2 separate regions of the Homo sapiens genome follow, and region 1 is linked to region 2. A link is an interaction called in ENCODE POLR2A ChIA-PET data of the cell type or tissue named here. Cell type or tissue: Panc1. All regions are shown on one strand. Each heading gives the region's core, and the rest is flanking DNA. Links, peaks and the distances in the headings are about the cores only.

Evidence for each region. Peaks named below come from ENCODE experiments on the same cell type or tissue, not always from the same donor. Only the 100,000 strongest peaks of a DNase experiment are listed, where the experiment ranks them.
Region 1: POLR2A ChIA-PET joins it to region 2 with 5 read pairs; 1 of 35 experiments calls an interaction of 5 or more read pairs at or near these places.

The regions. Positions count from the first base shown.
Region 1 is chr19:54,673,357-54,678,729 of GRCh38, reverse strand. No RefSeq gene overlaps it. Among named protein-coding and RNA genes, the nearest start is that of LILRB4, 13 kb to the right of the region's middle. In Panc1, for the core only: CTCF peaks have their summits at 1,966, 2,289 (motif pointing right), 4,306 and 4,509 (motif pointing left); DNase peaks (open chromatin) are centred at 2,309 and 4,499.
Region 2 is chr19:54,014,489-54,019,861 of GRCh38, reverse strand. No RefSeq gene overlaps it. Among named protein-coding and RNA genes, the nearest start is that of CACNG6, 26 kb to the right of the region's middle. In Panc1, for the core only: no CTCF peak of the experiment used is centred there; no DNase peak of the experiment used is centred there; H3K27ac peaks cover 4,885 bases.

The DNA.
Region 1 (5,373 bases), core at 219-5,218, 660 kb before region 2:
CGTCCCTCCCTCCCTCCCTCCCTCTCTCTCTCTCTCTCTCTCTCTCTTTCTTTCTTTCTTTTTGATGGAGTCTGGCTCTGTCACCCAGGCTGGAGTGCAGCGGCACGATCTCGGCTCACTGCAACCTCTGCTCCTGGGTTCAAGCTATTCTGCCTCAGCCTCCTGAGTAGCTGGGATTACAGGCACCTGCACCGTGCCCAGATAATTTTTGCACTTTCAGTAGAGAAGGGGTTTTGCCATTTTGGCCAGGCCGGTCTCAAACTCCTGACCTGAGGTGATCCTCCTGCCTCGGCCTCCCAAAGTGCTGGGATTACAAACGTGAACCACCACGCCCGGCCTCCAAACCACTTTTCACAGTCACCGAAAAATTTCACAATCATGCCAGCAGTGCGTGAAGGTTCTCTTTCCGCACACCCTTCCTGACATTTGTTATTTTTCAGAATATGGCCAATCCAGTGTTTGAAGTAGTGTCTCACTGTGGATTCCTATGAATTTTTATAATAAGTAATGGTTTGGGTGTCTTTTGATGTGCTCACATTTATTCCTATATCTTGGGAGGATGTTGATAGAGGGGTCCAAAATTCCAGTTTGACAGAATAACTTCCAGATCTATGCTACAACATGGTGACTATAGTTAATAACGATATATTCTATTCTTGAAAATCACTGTGAGAGTAGATTTAAGAGTTCTCACCACAAACAGTAGTAAGTATGTGAACTGATGTGTATGTTTATTAGATCGATTTAGCCAACCCACAAATAGGAATGTTGCAATACCACATGTTGTATACAGTAAAAATATACAATTTAGGGAAACTTTTTTTTTTTTTTTTTGAGACGGAGTCTCTCTTTGTCGCCCAGGCTGGAGTGCAATGGCACAATCTTGGCTCACTGCAAGCTCCGCCTCAATTTAGGGAAACATTTTAAAAGCTGTGTTACTAACATGAAGTTCTACATTCACACGACTAATGCCAGCTTCAATGGACACGGGTTGGAGGTTTCTTACCTGAGACCATGAGCTCCAGTGATATGGCTTTGGTGACTAGGGTTTTTGGTCTCATGCCAGTTTAGATAAAACAATAAGGACACACGTGGAGTGGTTTTAAGGAGCAAAAAGTTTAATAGGCAAGAAAGAAGAAAGAAAGAAGAAAAGAGCTCCTCTGTACAGAGCCAAGGGAGGGGAGCTTGGAACAAAGAAGAACCCCGTGTGTGGTGGAAAAGTGGTTGCTTATATTGGGAGGCTGGAGGAGGCAAGTGTCTGGTTTGCATAGGGCCCAGGGGATTGGTTAGGCCAGGTGTGTCATTTACATAGCCCTCGAAAAACTTGTTCCTCCCACCTTAGCCTTTTAATATGCAAATGTGGGCCACCATGATGCTTTGTGTTATTTGGAGGTGGCCATCACGCTTGGCACAGGTGGTGATAAGAAGATGGCAGAAATCACCATATTGCATGAACCCATGTTTTAATGGCCAGCATTTGAATTTTAAAGCTTGCCGGCCAGGCTCTTTAAGACAGCTTCTCTGTTAGAAAAGAGATGGTTCAGGGGTTGTTTCTTATTACAGGAAAATTTCCACCAAGAACCTTTACCCTTACTATGTGCCTAAAATAATTCCTTAATAACTCCTGTATTATTCCTCCCCTTAAAGAGAGGCAAAGCTAACTGCTGTTAGTGCGTGTTGGATCATGTTTCTTTCTGGCTACTTCCTGCTGAAAAGGGGTGTTGTGTGGGGGAACAGCAGTTGGGCCTTTTTCTGAGGTTGATTTAAGGTTTCTCAAAAGAATGGCGTGTCCATGTGTGGCTTTGCTTGCAGCACCATTTGGAGTTTAATTACTTTTAGGCAAAAAGAGAGAAATTTTACAAGAAGGTTTAAAATATAGGGTTAGAATATGAGTATTAAGATTACCACCATTGGGGCTGGGTGTGGTGGTTCATGTCTGTAATCCCAGCACTTTGGGAGGCCAACGCGGGCAGATCACCTGAGGACAGGAATTCAAGACCAGCCTGGCCAGCATGGTGAAACCTCATCTCTACTAAAAATACAAAAATTAGCCGGGCATGATGGTGAGTTCCTGTAATCCCAGCAACTTGGGAGGTTGAGGCAGGAGAATCACTTGAACCCGGGAGGCGGAGGTTGCAGTGAGCTGAGGTTGTGCCACTGCATTCCAGCCTGGGCAACAGAGCAAGACTCTGTTTCAAAAAAAAAAAAAATACCATCGTTAGTGGCAGTCCTACAGACCCTAAGTGACAGTGGAGTTTGACACCTGTTGTTGTATCAATGGATTGCAATACAGGTTTTCCTCCACTAGATGTCGGTGTACATTACCAGGAACGTTACTGTAAAAGTAACTTTTTCCTAGAGAAAAGCATATGTTTCCTCCTTAACGTGCCAGTAGAGAATAACTTTAGGCTTAGGCCATTTTTACTACTTGCAGTATGATTGGGAGAAATACATTATTGGGTGGCTAAAATAACTTTAGCGTTAATTTTGACTTTTTTTAATTATTAAATTTTTTATGACTTTCACAGACTCTCTTACAACACACTTAAACTTTTAGACTTGTCCTAAACATTCTTCCTTTAAACAACCAGTTATTTTCTTTTAGGACAAGTATTCACCATACAAAATCCTTTTTTATGTAAATGTTTTTATAACCTTTTTATAGCTTACAGTGCATTATATCACCAACCTTTGGTAAAAAGTTTTATTACACTTAATGCTAGTAAAACTTTAATGCTTGCTTTTTATTCGTTACTATTACTTCTGCTATAAGCAAAACAACCTTGATTAAATTTTTTCTGCAATTATTAATTTTGTTATAAGGATGATAATCAGGCAAAATATTACCACAATTACAATTTTACAACCAGAATTCTACATTGTGGGTGCCACAGAGTATAGTTTCATTGCAAATAGCAGTGTGACTACAACAATTTTCACAAGAATGGCTTTTTTTTTTTTTCTGGCCAGTAATTTTTGTTTAAAACTTTACTTGCTGGCCGGGTGTGGTGGCTCACACCTGTAATCCCAGCACTTTGGGAGGCCCAGGCGGGTGGATCACGAGGTCAGGAGATCGAGACCATCCTGGCTAACATGGTGAAACCCCGTCTCTCTAAAAATACACAAAATGAGCCAGGCGTGGTGGCGGGCGCCTGTAGTCCCAGCTACTCGGGAGGCTGAGGCAGGAGAATGGTGTGAACTCGGGAGGCGGAGCTTGCAGTGAGCTGAGATTGCACCACTGCACTCCAGGCTGGGCAACAGAGCGAGACTCTGTCTCAAAAAAAAAAAAAAAAAAACTTGCCAAGATATAACATTTTCCTTTGGGGATTCAGAAAGTTACAAATGTGATTTTATGAATATTTAAATTTTGCTGCAAATAAGTGTTAAAAAGAAGTTTTAATATTTGGCCGTGAACTTTGTGAGAAAAGGTTAGAAATAATAAAACATATTTGGTGGGTAGGAGTGGGACTGAGTAAGATGTGTAGCCCTTACTTAGTTACTTATCTTCTATGATTTTTAGCTTAAGATCTTCTATTTTTTTACATTAATATTTAGCTTTTTTTTTTTTTACTGTTAGGGGTTGGTTTTTTAGCTTTTTGGCTTTGACTTGAGTGTGATGCATGTAGAAGTTGATTCCTGTAACTTTTACTGCCGAGGAGGTTGAAAGACGAACAGTGTAGGGCCCTTTTTAGCTTGGCTTAGGGAAGGAGACAGAGATGAGAGTTCTTACTAATACTAAATTTCCTGAGTTAAATAAAGGTGGTTTTATTTCCTAGGGCTGGGCTTCTGCTATTGTGTCAATTTTTGTTGGAAGTGAGCTAGAGAGGTTACGTGGTTAACCATTCTAGAGGTTTCCCGTCTGAAAACAATGTTTGAGCCCATTGATAAGTTTTATTTTTTCCTGAGTGAAAAGCTTAGGACTTCAAGAACTTTCTGTTGGCTGGAGGCTGACCAATAAATTTGCCATCCTGACTGTAGCCATCCTGAGGGCTGAAAAGTATGCCCTTGAGAAGTGGCTTATTCTATTTTTTCAGGGGAATACTGAGGTGTGATTTCTCTTATGGAGCCTTTTTAGATTAGAAGGGGCTTGAAGTGCATTAAGGCCTTGAAGCTTTTATGCCTTTGACTTAGCTGCCCGATTGGCTAACTTATTTCCTTTGGCTACCTTATTGTTTATTCTTTGATGTTTCTTACAATGCATCCCTGCTACTTTTTGTGGAAGAAAAAATAAGAATAACTTGCTAATTTTTTGGTGATTTTTTATAGGAGATTTATTAGCAGTAAGAACATGTTTTTTTGTTTTAAATGGCAGCATGAGCATGGAGAACCAAGAAAGCATACTTGGAGTTAGTGTAAATGTTAGCTGCCTTTTCCTTGCTTAATTTAAGTGCTTTTTAAAGAGCTATTAACTCAGCTAATTGAGTGTTTGTGCCTGGAGAGAGTGACTACTGCTTATTCTGCCTTATTTACTTTTTGCTTTACGGGCTGTTTACCAGCTAAGAGCTCCCCCTAGAGGACAGTGATTCTGCTACATTATGTGGGCTGTAAACAGTTAAATTATTTTTATTTTCTAGGGTTAACTTGCAGGCTTTTCTGACTAGTAGAGCTATCATGACAATGGCTTCAATGGCTTGAAAGCATGTTTTTTTGATTTTTTGTTTGTTTGTTTGTTTGTTTTAGATGGAGTTTCACTCTTGTTGCCCAGGCTGGAGTGCAATAGAGCGATCTCGGCTCACTGCAACCTCTGCCTCTTGGGTTCATGCAATTCTCCTGCCTCAGCCTCCCAAGTAGCTTGGATTACAGGCATGTGCCACCACACCTGGCTAATTTTTTGTATTTTTAGTAGAGATGAGGTTTCTCCATGTTGGCCAGACTGGTCTTGAACTCCCAACCTCAGGTGATCCACCCACGTCAGTCTCCCAAAGTGCTGGGACTACAGGCGTGAGCCACCGTGCCTGACCGAAAGCATGTTTTAACTAAGATTGAGAAAATATTGGATTAGACTTTTTCCTAAGATGCCCCTTACGGTTGTGATGAAGGAAGAAGGGAGGCCTGGATTAGAGAATAGAAAAGAGAGAGAGACTAGCTTTAGTGTTTAGAAGGAGGTCTACTTTCCTTCCTTTAATTTCCAGAATTATCCAGGGCTCTTGTGCTATAATGGCAGTTTGAGCTACTGGAGCCTAGGTTCAAGCACCAGGATCCATCAGTTTTGCTGGACCATCTGTGAGACTGGTTTTGAACTCAGTGACCTCCATGTCTGGGGGCAGTTCTGTTTTCAGTGGTTTTTGCCACAGGCTGGACAGAGTGGAGGTTGCTTCATTTTGCTGACTGGACATTCTGGCCTGCTACACTAATAGCAACTAGAGGATGCAT
Region 2 (5,373 bases), core at 102-5,101:
TTGAGGCAGGGTCTGTTGCCCAGGCTGGAATGCAGGGACACGATCATGGCTCACTGCAGCCTCCAGGCTCAAGTCATCCCCCCACCTCAGCCTCCTGAGTAGCTGGGACTACAGGTGTGCACCACGATGCCTGGCTAAACTACATGACACATATATCCTCTCACCGCAGTTAAAATGGCTTTTATAGGCCTAATCCAGCACTTTGGGAGGCCGAGGCGGGCGGGTCACCTGAGGTCAGGAGTTCAAGACCAGCCTGGCCAACATGGCAAAACCCCGTCTTTACTAAAAATACAAAAATTAGCTGGGCGTGGTGGTGGGTGCCTGTAATCACAGCTACTCAGGAGGCTGAGGCAGGAGAATCGCTTGAACCAGGGGGAAAGGGGTTGCAGTGAGCCAAGATCACGCCACTGCACTCCAACCTGGGCGACAGAGAGAGACCCTGTCTCAAAAGAAAAAAAAAAAGTGATTGTGGCAAAGAAGGGCTTTTCTCAAAGACATTGCTTCATCTGTAACCACAAGCCTCATTTCTTTACTGTACTCCACCCTTTGGTGGAGTAACTTATCAACATGGGCTCAGTTTTGAAGAACTGATTACCTAAACAAAAAAGATATTTAGTTACCTTGCCTAACAGGAAGATTTTGTGCAAAAACTCATGCATGTTGCTAAGAACCAAGCCCTTTCTGTTTTACCACTCATGTCTTCAATGTTTGGCCTGTTGCCTCCTGGTCACCCATGACCCGGGGCAGCTCCACACATTGTGTCCTGTCCAGACCATGCTCAAGGGTGAGGCAACAGCTCAACAACTCCCTTCTCCCCTTCTATCTTCCTTGTTTTTTTTTTTTTTTGGAGACGGAGTCTCGCTCTGTTGCCCAGGCTGGAGTGCAGTGGCGTGATCTTGGAGGCAACCTCCGCCTCCAAGGTTCAAGCGATTCTCCTGCCTCAGCCTTCCGAGTAGCTGAAATTACAGGCACCTACCACCATGCCCAGCTAATTTTTGTATTTTTAGCAGAGATGGGGTTTCACCATATTGGCCAGGCTGGTCTTGAACTCCTGACCTCGTGATCTGCCCACCTCAGCCTCCCAAAGTGCTGGGGCTACAGGCGTGAGCCACCGCGCCTGGCCTCCTTCTAGCTTCTTATCAGGGAGTGATACCCATTTCAGAACCTCCTCATGCTCACTTCTCTTTATTTCATAGTGGTCGTAAACTATTCTTTACCCATGCCTGGACTTTATTTTTGTGGTAAAATCTTACCGTTACTTAAAGCAAGATTTTACCATTCTAACTATTTAAAAAATGTACTATACTTACTGATACTAAGTACATAAGTACCTCCAAAATGTTGTGCAAGCATTGCCACTATCTAGTGTCAGGAAAAAAAATTTTTTTTTTTTTTGAGACGGAGTCTTGCACTGTTGCCCAGACTGGAGTGAAGTGGTGTGATCTTGGCTCACTGCAACCTCCACCTCCTGGGTTCGTGCCATTCTCCTGCCTCAGCCTCCCGAGCAGCTGGGACTACAGGTGCCCATCACCACGCCCAGCTAATTTTTTGTACTTTTTTTAAGTAGAGACGGGGTTTCACCATGTTAGCCAGGATGGTCTCGATCTCCTGACCTCATGATCTGCCCACCTCAGCCTCCCAAAGTGCTGGGATTACAGGCGTGAACCACCGCGCCTGGCCTTTTTTTTTTTTCTTTTTTTTCAAGACAGGGTCTCACTCTGTCTTCCAGGCTGGATTGCAAGGGTGCAATCACAGCTCACTGCAGCCTTGACCTTCTGGGCTCAAGTGATCTTCCCACCTCAGCCTCCCGAGTAGCTGGGACCGCAGGCATGCACCGCCATGCCTGGCTAATTTTTGTATTTTTTTTTTATAGGGAACTGGCTTTCACCATGTTGCCCAGGCTGTTCTTGAACTCCTGAGCTCAAGCGATCTGCCTAACTTGGCCTCCCAAAGTGCTGGGATTAAAGGTGTGAGCCCCAGCACCTGGCCTAGCATCAGAAACTTTTAATCACCCCGAAAGAAAATCTCTCAGATGAGGCATTTAACAAATGTTAGCTATTGTTATTATCAGTAGTAATAGTAATAGGAGAAGGAGGAAGAGGAAGAAGAAAAGGAAGAAAGAAGTAAAAGGAGGAGGAGGGAGGGATGAGAGGGAAAGGGAAAAAAGACGAGGAAAAGATGAGAAGGGAGGGGAGAAAAAGAGAGAGACAGAGAGAGAGAGAGAGAGAGAGATGAGAGATGGGCTGTGTCCAGAGGCTCTGGGGTGCAGGGATGAGAAATTCTTCAGAAGTTGATGATCTGGGCACCCTTGTCATCTCCTATCTTGCTTCCTAGGCTCAGCCCTGCCCACATTCCTTCTGCTAGGAAACCACCCAGGGACTTGCTCCTTTCTGCCCTAACACCACTGTTGCCAGGCAACCTTCTAGTACTTCTCCAGCTGTCATCCTTCATGAAGCATTGGGCCTCTTTCCAATTCCGGCTAAAGTCAGAACCCTCAGAAGAGAAATTGAGGAAGGAGAGATTTCATGAGAGGTTATAAAATTAAAATAGGCTGGACGCGATGGCTCATGTCTGTAATTGCAGCACTTCGGGAGGTTGAGGTGGGCAGATCGCTTGAGCTCAGGAGTTCAAGACCAGCTTGGGCAACATGGTGAAATCTCATCTCTTTAAAAAAAAAATTTAAATTGGCCTGGTGTGGTGGCATGCACCTGCAGTTCCGGCTATTCAGCAGGCTGAGGTGGGAGGATCACTTGAGCCTGGGAGGTCAAGGCTGCAGTGAGCTGTGATCACGCCACGGCACTCCAGCCTGGGTGAAAGAGAGAGACCCTGTCTCAAAAAAATTAATTTAATTAAAATAGCTACTGTTGGAACACTCATACATAGCACTGTGCATCAGCAGCAGCAGCAGCTAATTTATTTTATTTTATTTTATTTATTTTATTTTATTTTGAGACAGGGTCTCACTCTGTCACCCAGGCTGGAGTGCAGTGGCATGATCTCGGCTCACTGAAACTCCATCTCCTGGGTTCAAGTGATTCTCCTGCCTCAGCCTCCTCAGTAACTGGGACTACAGACACTTACCACCATACCCAGCTAGTTATTTTGTATTTTTTGTAGAGATGATGGCCCGGCCGCCTCTGAGACCTTCTAATCTCCTTTAGTTCAAATGCTCCACCTGACAAACGTCATCCTTACTTCGGGGGTATTGTTTTCTGAGCCCCAACAATACATTGTTTCATAGGATGATGTGATTCCAGTCATTTGTCTTTGTGAGGTCTGTAATTCCTTCTCCCACTTCTGATCAATCTATGTTATATCTCTGCCTTCCCCTCCCTCCAGTCTCTCCCCACCCAGAGCTGAAGCCTGAACTGGCCGTGGGGGAACCACTCGGAGTGTGGTCAGGGAGGGTTTGGGGGAAAATTGCCATCTCCCTTTTCTCTTGAGTCTCTGGCTTTGAACCTTCCCTGCCCTGACCCCGGGTAAGAAAGAGTTTTCAGAATGATGACCCCACTGGACAAAGAGCCATTCCCACCAGGTGCGGTGGTTCATGTACCTGGGAGGCCGAGGCAGGAGAATCATACGAGCCTTGGTGTTTGAGACCAGCCTGGGCAACACAGTGAGACCCCATCTCTATTTATTTATCTTTTTTTTAATGAAGAGTGGCCAGGCACGGTAGCTCATGCCTGTAATCCCAGCATTTTGGGAGGCCAGGGCGAGTGGGTCACTTGAGACCAGAAGTGCAAGACCAATGTAGGCAACAGTGGGAGATCCCCATCTCTACAAAAAATACAAAAACTTAGCTGGCTGTGGCTGTGTGTGCCTGTAGTCCCAGGGATTTGGGGGACTGAAGCACGAGAATCGCTTGAACCTGGAAAGTCGAGGCTGCAGTGAGCCATGATTGTGCCATTGCACTCCAGCCTGGGGGACAGAGTGAGACTCCATCTTGAAAAGAAAGAAAGAAAGAGAGAAAGAAAGAAAGAGAGAGAGAAAGAGAGAAAGAGAAAGAGAAAGAAACAAAGAAAGAAAGAAAGAAGAAAAAAGAAAGAAAGAAAGAAAAAGGAAGAAAGGAAGGGAGGGAGGGAGGAAGAGAGAGAGGCCAGACGCAGTGGCTCGCGCCTGTAATTCCAGCAGTTTGGGAGACTGAGGCGGGTGGATCATGAGGTCAGGAGATCGAGACCATCCTGGCTAACAAGGTGAAACCCCGTCTGTACTAAAAAAAAATACAAAAAAATTAGCCAGGCTTGGTGGCGGGCGCCTGTAGTCCCAGCTACTCGGGAGGCTGAGGCAGGAGAATGGCGTGAACCTGGGAGGTGGAGCTTGCAGTGAGCCGAGATTGCACCACCGAGCTCCAGCCTGGGTGACAGAGCGAGACTTCGGCTCAAAAAAAAAAAAAGAAAAAGAAAGAAGGAAAGAAAGAAAGAGAGAGAGAGAGAGAAGAAAGAAAGAAAGAGGAAGAAAGAAAAGAAGGAAGGAAGGAAGGAAGGAAGGAAGGAAGGAAGGAAGGAAGGAAGGAAGGAAGGAAGGAAGGGCCATTCCCCCAAGACCAACTATCTCCGCCACCCCCATGGCAGATGTCTCTTGAGGCTTCCCTGACCTGGCTGGGCACAAAGTCAAACAACAAAAAAAAAATTGTGGACTCTCTTGTCTCCTAGCACTTAACTTGGTTTATAATTGCACGCTCATTACTTCAGTGATGTGATTAGTATCTGTTTCCATCAGCAGGCTGTCAGCTCGTCGTCGGGGGTCCCTGTTTACTCTGTAAGTGCCACTTGAGAAAAACTAACAGCAAAGGCAGATCGAGTTGCGACCACGTGCCAGGCGGTCTCCTGGGAGCTTTGCAGGGCTCATGATGGCGTTTACTCCCGACGGTGACTCCTGGGAGTAGGTACAGGATTGAGCTCACGCACCGTCTTTAGGGATGAAGGAACGAAGACAGAGAGAGGTGAAGCTGTTGCCCCAGCCATAGGTCGGGGAGCTGGGCTTTCACACCAGCCTGGCTCCCAGGTGCCCAGGCACTGCGGGGCACTTCTGCTTGTTGAATGGAAGAATGCAGAATTAGAAACAAAAATCGCATGGTCAGCTGGGCGCGGTGGCTCACGCCTGTAACCCCAGCACTTTGGGAGGCGGAGGTGGGACGATCACTTGAGGTCAGGCGTTCAAGACCAGCCAGGCCAACGTGGTGACACCCCATCTGTGCTAAAAATACAAAAATTAGCTGGGTCTGGTGGCGCACACCTGTAATCCCAGGTACTGGGGTGGCTGAGGCACAAGAATTGCTTGAACCCGGGAGGCGGAGGTTGCCGTGAGCCGAGATCGCACCACTGCCCTCCAGCCTGGGCGACAGAGTGAGACTGCAAAATAAAAATAAAAATA